Linked DNA regions of Homo sapiens: region 2 is linked to region 1. Evidence: chromatin loops called from intact Hi-C (ENCODE). Cell type or tissue: A673. All regions are shown on one strand. Links, peaks and the distances in the headings refer to the core of each region. The heading gives the core; the rest is flanking DNA. Region 1 overlaps PTPN22 (protein tyrosine phosphatase non-receptor type 22). Region 2 has its middle 43 kb from the start of SYT6.

What was found. Peaks named below come from ENCODE experiments on the same cell type or tissue, not always from the same donor. Only the 100,000 strongest peaks of a DNase experiment are listed, where the experiment ranks them.
Region 2: a loop joins it to region 1, with 40 times the contacts of the local background. A loop is called at or near these places in 2 of 110 quality-filtered maps.

What each region holds. Positions count from the first base shown.
Region 1 is chr1:113,846,938-113,852,316 of GRCh38, reverse strand. It overlaps PTPN22 (protein tyrosine phosphatase non-receptor type 22), which reads left to right. Exons shown (of 21, transcript NM_015967.8): 10 at 213-290; 11 at 3,691-3,777. All of the region lies in intron 3 of AP4B1-AS1 (AP4B1 antisense RNA 1), which reads right to left. Among named protein-coding and RNA genes, the nearest start is that of PTPN22, 22 kb to the left of the region's middle. In A673, for the core only: no CTCF peak of the experiment used is centred there; a DNase peak (open chromatin) is centred at 2,046; H3K27ac peaks cover 3,999 bases.
Region 2 is chr1:114,194,464-114,199,842 of GRCh38, reverse strand. No RefSeq gene overlaps it. Among named protein-coding and RNA genes, the nearest start is that of SYT6, 43 kb to the right of the region's middle. In A673, for the core only: no CTCF peak of the experiment used is centred there; DNase peaks (open chromatin) are centred at 1,682, 2,092, 2,462 and 3,822; H3K27ac peaks cover 4,662 bases.

The sequences.
Region 1 (5,379 bases), core at 58-5,057:
GAAGAGTTTCTTTAGTCTTTTCTAGGGAAAATACCAGGCTCTAAATCATGTTGCAAGTGATAAGAAACCTCATTTGTTTTAAAAATGCATCATTTTTCTGATATTACCCCATGTTAGAAGAGCAGATGCCATGGAAGTACAAGACTATGAAAAAGTAGCAATAATTTATTAACAAAATATTGAAAGGAATATTTTCCCCTTTAATTTGATAGATAATTCCTGAGAACTTCAGTGTTTTCAGTTTGATCCGGGAAATGCGGACACAGAGGCCTTCATTAGTTCAAACGCAGGTATGAACTATAGTGAATGGATCAGAACATGTGTCTGAGTCTTGCTCCATCTGTTTAATGGTGAGGCATCCAAAAACAGCTGACTGCTCAGATATAACACCAATTTACCATTACGTGCTCTAGAGTCCATTGCCATTTTCTCTAACTCTGAATATCCCAATATTTTTCCTGTATCCCTTGTCCTGGGTCAAATTCCTTTCATTCCTTATTTTACTGTCTGTTCAGAAAATATTAAGATACCAATGTAATATTACTTACTTCCTTACAAAGGATGTTGTAAAAGTATTCAACAAACTGACTTGTGGACTTGAAATAGCTAGGTCATGTTAATTTGAAATTTTGTAGTGATAAAATTCATCTCTGAAAGCATAGAAAATCAGGGATTTGTAATTTCTACCCAGGATGTGGTAACAGAATATGGAGAATTCAGTCTATGTGCTCGTTTTAGGAAACACTGAAAAATAAAAATAAAAACCATATTCCTATTACCTACAGATAGCCACTATTACTATTTTTCTATAGTTTCTCCTGATTCTTATTGCATGCATACTTAAAAAAGAAAAAACATAATTGGGCCGGGCGCGGTGGCTGACACCTGTAATCCCAGCACTTTGGGAGGCCAAGGTGGGTGGATCACCTGAGGTCAGGAGTTTGAGACCAGCCTGACCAATATGCTGAAACCCTGTCTCTACTAAAAATAAAAAAATTAGCTGGATATGGTGGCAGGCACCTGCTAATCCCAGCTACTTGGGAGGCTGAGGCGGGAGAATTGCTTGAGCCTGCGAGGTGGAGGTTGCAGAGGGCCGAGATCACACGACTGCACTCCAGCCTGGGTAACAGAGTGAGACTCTGTCTCAAAAAAAAAAAAAATTACAATCACACTCTATTTATGTATCACAATCTTTTAACCTACCCCAGAATACCCATACTTGTTCACTCCATTAGGAATGCTCTTCCCTTCTCCTAGCCCAAATCTCTCACTGCCTACAATATTAATTTCACCCATATTTCTACACGAATAGTTTTACCCAATAGTTTTAGTTTTCTAAGTGGTCTCCATTTTTAATATAGAATTTAGAATTGACCCATTCATTCATGAAACGTGTATTGATGTTTATTAACAGGCACTTTTGTGTAATTTGTTAGAACTACTTTTAACTACTTAAATAGCAAGACCTTAAAGTGTTTAAAACACTTACAAATGAAGATGCAAATAGTTTTAGAGATAAAACAACTGACAATGGCAATTCAGATATTTAGTCTAGAAGTTGTGAATTAAAGGGATAAAATAAAGAGCTATTATAATATAAAACTGTTTGGCCTGCACAGATTTTCCACTAATAGCTGGTGGAAAAAAATAACTTTCATGTGTGCTGAGTGTAGGTGTTTTCTATATTCAACCTGTGAGGGAGAAAGCTTATGTGAAATGAAAGCATTAGCTGGTTTAATGCTGTCAGACTTGAAAGAAGGCTGATCCATGTAAATGCATAAAGATTCCAGAAGTATGGAACCTAGTTATATAAATAGCAATACTAATTTAATAAAACTATACCCCATTTCAAAAACGAATTTCATTTCAGGCCTACTTTTAAGAGTTGGAAGACGCTGAAAAAGCCTTCACATTTTGGCATTATCAAACAACTAACTGAACTTGACAGTTGTAGCTGTTTTTTCTGACACTACTGTAACCAGGAAATGGCACTGTAACCAGATGAGAGCTTCCTGTCTGATTTTTCTTTTTCTTCCTTTCTTTCCTTCCTTCCTTCCTTCCTTCCTTCCTTCCTTCCTTCCTTCCTTCCTTCCTTCCTTCCTTCCTTCCTTCCTTCTTTTGAGATGGAGTTTCACACTGTCACTCAGGCTGGAGTGCAATGGTGCGATCTTGGCTCACTGCAACTTCTGCCTGCCGGGTTCAAGCAAGTCTTCTGCCTCAGCCTCCCGAGTAGGTGGGACTCCAGGCACGCATCACCATGCCCAGCTAATTTTTTTTGTATTTTTAGTGGAGATGGGGTTTCACCATGCTGGCCAGGCTGGTCTTGAACTCCTGATTTCGTGATCTGCCTGCCTCGGCCTCCCAAAGTGCTGGGATTACAGGCGTGAGCCACCATGCCCAGCCCTGATTTTTCTTTCTTAAAGAAATTAGCCAGATGTGGTGGCTCACCCCTATAATCTCCGCACTTTGGGAGGCTGAGGCAGGTGGATCACTTGAGCTCAGGAGTTCAAAACCAGCCTGGGCAACATAGTGAGACCCTGTCTCTACAAAAAATACAAAAATTATCAGGGTGTAGTGGCAGGTGCCTGCAGTCCCGACTTACTTGGGAGACTGAGGTGGGAGCATCACTTGAGCCTGGGAGGTCGAGGCTGCAGTAAGCCGAGATTGCATCACTGCACTCCAGCCTGGGCAACACGGTGAGACCGTGTCTCAAAAAAAAAAATAAATAAATAAATAAATAAAGAGCATACTAATGGCTGTGTTGAATGATATAGACTCTGCATTGTTTCCTGCTAAAATTATCTTTGAAAAAAAATTGTTCTTTATTTGTACAGAAATGTGTAAAGTGTCAGGGAAAACCCTGAATAGGCCCTTTCAGGTAAAACCCTGATTAGGCCCTTTCAGATAAAAAGTAGGTTCAAAATTAAGTGCTTGAGAAAGTACAGGCAAAAACAGAGTAGTAATAACTCATAAACCTTGTAATAATAGAGGTCTCATTTCTCTATGGTGAAATCCTTTTGTAACCACAAATTTCAAAACCTTATTTAGTGGTTTACTTTTTTTTGGTATCTTTATTAGGACAAAATTTTAGCAACTTTATCTAAATGCACTGAACTAAGAGTGTGGAAATTAAGTTTCTAAGCCAAGCCCTGGAAATTCCTTCTGAATGACCTGGGATAAACTGTTTGTAAATAGGTATAAATAGCTTATCTACTTTATAGAGCAATTGTGAGGACCAAATTAAAGCATAGACATTGAAGTTATCTATCTATATACCAACCACTATCTCTTTTTCCAGAAAAGATGAAGGTTGCTTACAAAAAATCCATCTAGAATGAAATATTTTTTTTTTTAATGTGAGCAAGGGAAACAGAATTAGAGAAATGATGGTGGAGAGAAAGATAAGAAACTAGGTTTAGAACATAAAAGAAACAAGTCATAAGATTCCTGTACATTAGTTAGAGGTGTATCAAATATTTAGCTATTTTCAGCAGCATAAAAGTGCTTTGAAATCTGAAGTGAACTACGTAAGCATAAGGCATTGTTAGTAAGTTTAATAACATGCCGATCGTCCTTTTGGGTCTGCTATATTAGGATTTGATTGGTGTTCATATTCCTAAAATCTGGTCCTGTCGTTCACCAATTTTTTTGTTTTTGTTTTCATTTGTTCTGGGTTGTGATGCTCTTCAGGAACAATATGAACTGGTCTACAATGCTGTATTAGAACTATTTAAGAGACAGATGGATGTTATCAGAGATAAACATTCTGGAACAGAGGTAAAATTTAAACTAGATATTATGTCAAAAAAATTTTCATACTTGCTTTTGGTCAAGGGATGTCAGATTTGTTGCAGGATTTATCTATTGTCACAACTAAATTGAGAGCGTCAGGTGTGCATAGGGCTGCACTGAAAATTTCCTGTGGAAAATGACAAATTAATTTGATGTAATTTAACTTAAAAAATTAATCTCACTAAGTCCGGTGGCTCACACCTGTAATCCCAGCATTTTGGGAGCTCGAGGCAGGCAGATCACCTGAGGTCAGGAGTTCAAGACCAGCCTGGCCAACATGGTGAACCCCATCTCCAAAAAAAAAAAAATTTAGCCAGGAGTGGTGGGGCATACCTGTAGTCCCAGCTACTCCAGAGGCTGAGGCAGGAGGATTGCTTGAACCTGGGAGGTGGAGGTCGCAGTGAGCTGAAATGGCACCACAGCACTCCAGCCTGGGCAACAAAGTGAGACCCTGTCTCAAAGAGAAATAAAAATTTAAAAATAATCTCTTGGCTGGGCAAGGTGGTTCATGCCTGTAATCCCAGCACTTTGGAAGGCCAAGGTGGAAGGATTGTTCAAGCCTAGGAGTTTGAGAGCAGCCTCAGCAACATAGCAATTGTCTCTACAAAAAAATTTTTCCAAATGGCCGGGTGCAGTGGTTCACTCCTGTAATCCCAGCACTTTGGGAGGCCAAGGTGGGGTTTTGCCATATTGACCAGGCTGGTCTTGACCTGGGATCAGGAGTTCAAGACCAGCCTGGCCAACATGGTGAAACCCCATCTCTACTAAAAATACAAAAATTAACTGGGCATGGTGATGCGCACCTGTAATCCCAGCTACTCAGGAGGCTGAGGCATGAGAATCATTTGAACCCAGGAGGCGGAGGTTGCAGTGATCTGAGATTGCACCACTGCACTCCAGCCTAGGTGACAGAGCAACACTCTGTTAAAAAAAAAAAAAAGCCCCAGCAAAAAGAGAAGGCTTAACTAAGATTCAGAGTCTCATAACAATGTGAAAATACCCAGATTTCAGTTGAAAATCACTTATTATACCAAGAACCAGGAAGATCTCAAACTGAATTTAAATAAGGACAATAGGTGACAACACCGAGATGATACAGATGTCAGAATTATCTGACAAGGATTTTAAAGCAGCCAAGATAAAAATGCTTCAATGAGCAATTAAAAACATAGTTAAAACAACAACAACAAAACAATAAAAAGAATGAAAATATAAAAAAATAAAAAAGGTAAAAACATGCTTAAATCAAATTAAAAAATACAAAGCCTCATCAAAAAAAAAAAAAAAAGAGTCTCAGCAAAGAAACAAGATATAAAGAGAACCAAATGGAAATTTTAGAACTTAAAAATACAGTAACTGAAGCAAAATAGATGGGTTCAACAGCAGAATAGAGGGTACGGAAAAAAGAATTAATGAATTGAAAAGTAGAACAATAGAAATTGCCCAGTCTGAGCAACAGTGATAAAATAGACTGAAAAAAAAATAAACAGAGCTGCAGGGAACTAAGGGACCAAAAAAAAAAAAAAAAAAAATCTAGCATTGGGTCATCAAAATCCAGAAAGAAAATAGAAAGGGCAGGGCTGAAAA
Region 2 (5,379 bases), core at 255-5,254, 350 kb before region 1:
AAAATTATCTATTAACTCAAAAAGCTTTCAGCTCTATTTAAAGCTTCACTTTAAAGTTTGACTGTGTTTTTAGTCCTTCAGAAGCTTTTATTATCTGAAAGTATTCAGAAATGTCTCCATTCATTTGAGGTTTCTAGAATATCTTATTCTTGAACAAGGGTATCCTATAATTCACAACAATATGTGAGTGACTGTTGAACACGCTGCCTACCCAGCATTAGCTTTTAAAACCAGTGTATTTTTTACTTGGTGGAATTGGAAGTAGGTATTGAGGAGGTATTTGTGAACAGAAGTCTTCCCTTAAATCAATAATACTCAGCCCTTTTTCCATGTGGGAACACAAGAAAGAAAATCTTCCATGGCTATGCCCAGGGTAATGACAAATGCCTGCTTGCTTTAACTTTACCTCTCTCTCCCACTCAAAAAAGTATAAAAAAGAATACAAGTGAACACAGTGTGTGTTGTTATAGGGATAGCCTTGAATTTTCTCTTGCTTATTTTTATAAAAAGATAAATCATTTGCAAACTCCAGTATTTTAACTATTAACAAAACAAGTTACTTGCAACACACCTCACAAATTATTCACCATGCCATTGTGAGCACACTGTGGTTGAGAACATTTGTCTTAAATGGTGGCATTCAGCCTATTCCACATACCTGTGTATCTAGCCTTGGAAGAGGCAATGAGAGGCGTGATTATGGTTCCCTAGCTCCTTCCTTCCAACTAGGGAGAGGCAGAAGAAGAGAAACAGAGCAGATCGGCAAGCTCCTTTGAGGAGCCAGGGGTCTCGAATGCATTGTTAGGCTGCCTGCAACTTCAGTTATTTTGAGAACCGTAAATGACAAGCCCAAGTATTCAAAGTTGGAGTCATGGGGCTCTTGAGGATGCTGAGACAGTTGAGCTAGCAGAGTGCTGTGGTTAAAACACGCACTTTTGTGTTGGACAAATGTGGCTTCAAGTCCAAGCTCTGTGATTTCCTAGTTTTGTAAACCTTGGTGAGTTATATAACCAGTCTGATCCTCCATTTTCTCATCTGTATAATGGGCTTGAAGACATTCTATTTGAGGAAATCTGATGTTTCATCTAGTGGAATCCCTTCTCTACAACTTTTCCTGTAGGTAACCCATTCCATGGGGTTCAAATGGAGCTGACATCCACTTTATTCTCCCAGTGACAAGGGCGGCATGTGACCCAGGTACATCCAATCAGAGTATTTCATCCCCCAACCACCAAGGCTGATTCAAGAAGGAGCATATGACCCAAATGGGTCAGTCAGTTCTTACTGGTGGGGCTATCAAGAAAGACAGATTCTTTTCTACTAGAGCTGCTAAAATGGGAGCATAGGAGTCTGGGGGTGTGGTTAGCTATCTAACCTACTATGTGAAACAGGCTGTCCAAAGAAGGGAGCCAAGCAGAAATAAGCAGAGGTTAACACAGAAAGAGAGAGCCCTAATGAAGTCATTTGATTTCCTGGTTCTTGCCATGTCTGAAAGCAGATACCTTTCTGGATGTCCCAGCTTTCTGAGCTAATAAATCCCCCCTCCCTTTTTTTAAACTAGTTTCAGCTCCTGACATTTGTCACCTAAAGTCTTGACTAGCATACTCCCTCAAGGTTGTTGGGGGAATAATGCCAGTAAAGGGATTCAAGGTTGAGTCATGGTGTTACATCTCCCTTCCCTAAGACAAAGTTGGGGAAGGCTGGGCCTCAGGCATCCACGCTAAAGTTGGTAGAAGCCAGAAAGCTTCTCCTTCTGGGTGTTGGGCTGGGAGAGAGGGAAAGGCAGAGCCACAGACTCTTTCCCGATCTCCCCTTGCTCCATCAATGTGCATTTGATCCCAGAAACACTTGTTCTGGAGGGCAAAGTACCACTAAGTATAGCTCTTTGAATATACAGGGTTAATTTACTTGCAAGTGTTACTTGATTTTTACATTAAACTCTACTTATGGAACTATTGAATATTAGAGCTGGGAGGTACCCTACAAGAGGAAATGTCTAGATTGAACCCTTCAGTTTCACCCCCTTGTAGACAAAAGGAGCATTGGGTGAATAACCTACTCCAGGCCTTGCAGCCAACTAGCCAAGGCAGGTCTGTATCTAGTCTCCTGATTTCCAGTTCACTTCACCATTCAGCTTCATGGTCAGACTTTGTATTTTTAGCTTAGTCATCTGTCTCACCCTAAGAAAAACCAGAGAAAATCTGGCCAAAATACTTAATCCCCTTCCTTCCTTCCTTCCTTCCTTCCTTCCTTCCTTCCTTCCTTCCTTCCTTCCCTCCTTCCTTCCTAAGCACCTCTCCCATTGTCTAGGCACAGCCTATGAAAATCTCACAATTGGAGATTGTTTCCTTGCTCTTTCCCCACCTTCCTATACTTTTGGGGAAGGATAAAAGATTAAGACACTTAATAAGAATAGGTTTATTAGACATCTTCCCCGAAGATGCCTGGAAGGGAGGTGAGAGGAATGATTCCAAAGAAGGAGAAGGGCAGAGATGGAGAGGGCTCACAGAAGGCACCCATTGTCAGCTTTGCCCCTTGGACAGGCGGAAATCCAGGCACCACCTGTATGACACGCTCTAGGACTCAAGCCCTGGCTGAACCTCTAGCTGTGGCTACTCTACTCTAGCTGGGGAGCTCCTCTATTCAGCAGTGGAATGTCAGTCATCACACTGGGGTGCCTCTCTGAAAGGAATGCACCCTCAAAACAAGCTGGGACTCTTCTCAGCCTCACATCCAGCCTTCTCCTCCCTCTCACAGAACACCCATATGGAACTGCAACCCCTAGGTGTGCTTTACTCACAGGCCAGGCAGAGTGCTGCCCTGTCCTTCTCCTGGGTGTTCTGAGTGCATGGCCAAGTCCCCACCTGATGCATGGTGGATTCTCCTTCCCCTCCCCCTCCTCCAATCTCTGCCTCTCCTCTCTTCTCTGTCCCTTTCTCCCATGGTTCTCTGGCTCAATCTTCTTCTGCTCCTCTCACTTCCCTGGCTTTTTCTCTCTTCTTCTTGGTTTCTCCCTCACTTCTTTTCTTTCCCCTTTTCATTCTTTCTCCCTCTCCTACTCTCCCCTCCTGCTCTCTACCCCTCTTGCTTCTTGTCTTGCTTACCTGGTCTAGTTGGCCCCATTATTCCTGGGAGGTTAAGTCACATGGAGGCCAATGTTCTAAAGTTAGAATTCCCAAAAGGTGATCTAGTGACCAAAATTCCAATAATTGCTAATACAGGTTTCATGTGTTTAAAAAGTTAACAAATCATGAATTATCAAATTTAGTGGGTAAGAATTGAAATTCAAACTTGGATGTGCAAGAACTGTCATATTGCCTTATTTTCTTAAAGTCAAATTGACTGAACCTGAACCTCCAACCCACTGGACTAATGGAAAATCTATCCTCAGCTGTCACTGAGGGTTCCTCTGATCCTGCCCTCCCCCTCCAGGGATATGACAATGTACTGAGGTATGACACAGAGTGGGACCCTCTGGGCTCAGGATAGAGTGGCATCAACAATGGTCTCTTGGTCCAGGCCTGCGTGACTGTGTGACGGGGAATGGTTCTGCTGAGCTTGTGCCAGGGTTGGGTTTGGGGAGCTTTGCTGAGGCCAGAGACTCAGTACCTGGTGCCCAGCTTCTTCACATGCCCCATCAGGTCCTGACAGCTCCACAGGGGCCCTTTCTGGTGCCAACTTCTCCCAGAACCCCCCAACTTCTTCTCCCTTTTCATCTTGGAGAATTTCTAACTCCTCTGTCTGCTTTTGCCTTCCGAACCCACTCTCTACCAGGCAAAAGCACTTGCCCATTTCCTCCCCACTCTGGGAGGATCGAGCAGAATTTCTCCCAATCAAAGACAGGAAGGGTGTGTCAAAAAGTGACTACGTAGATCCTACAAAACAAATCTCTCAATCAAGAGGGCACCAAAAAAAGACAGGAAACTTTCTCAGAGAGAAAATATTGGGGAACAAAAACTACAGTGAGAACAAAATGCAAAATATAATCTCAATAAATTGCCTAGTCATTATCAGAGCTGCTGCACATTGTAAACCTCCAGGAGACAGACAGAAAATAAAACCTGTCTTGTGTGTATATGACCTGGGAACTACTTCTCTGCCCAGCATCTCAAGGATTTGTTCTACAGAACATAGCTTGGGAAATTCTGCATTAGAAGATGGCTGTTAATGGTTCCTAGCTCTGGCCTTTGCCTCTCAGTGTGGACCACTGTGTGACATTACCTAGATGACACTTGGAAGGAGAGAAAGATGCTGGAGTGTAGTGATGAGGGCATGGGCTGAGGGTTCAAATCTGGCTTAGCTTCTCTGAAGTTCAGTTTTCCCATCTACAAAATGGGATTAGTAATAATACCTACTTAATAGGATTGTGTGAAAGTTATACAAGGTTACGTATAGGAAGCATCCAGAACAGTTTTGGAATGTAGCAGATAGTCAACAGTTGTAGTTACAGGTGTCCTTGCAAGCACTGTTATCAGTCAGCCTGAATCTGAGGGGTCTGTGAACATTGGTGTGGCCCGTCAAAGTGGGCTTCAGAGACATTTATTTGGCAGGGCTGAGGAGTGTGAATGGGGCACAGAACCTGGAAGCTGAGAGACAAGTTATTTGGAGGAAGGATGAGGGAGGAGGGGAGCAGCATCTTTTCCCAGCAGAGCTCCTCAGTGTGCTGCCTTTCCACAATTTAAAGTAGTCTGTTAAAATAAATCAAAAAAGTAATCCCATTTACAATAGCCACAAATAAAACTAAATAACTGGGAATTGACCAAAGAAGTGAAAGATCTCTATAATAAAAACTATAAAACACTCATGAAAGAAACTTGAAGAGGACACACAAAAAAACGGAAAGATAGTCCATGTTCATGGACTGGAAGAATCAATATTGTTAAAATGTCCACAACACTCAGTGCAATCTACAAATTCAGTGCAATCTCTATTAAAATCCCAATGACATTCTTCACAGAAATAGAAAAAACAATCCTAAAATTAACATTGAAACACAAGAGACCCCGAATAGCTGAAGCTAGCCTGAGCAAAAAGAACAAAACTGGAGGAATCACTTTACCTGACTTCAAATTGTGCTACAGAGCTATAGTAACCAAAACAGCATGGTACTGGCATAAAAACAGACACATAGACCAATAGAACAGAAAAGAGAACCTGGAAACAAATCCACACACGTACAGTAAACTTATTTTCGACAAAGGTACCAAGAATATACACTGTGGAAATGACAGTCTCTTCCATAAATAGTGCTGGGAAAACTGGATATCCACATGCAGAAGAATGAAATTAGATTCCTATCTCTCACCATATACAAAAATAAAATCAAAATGAGTTAAAGACTTAAATCTAAGACCTCAAACTATGAAACTACGACAAGAA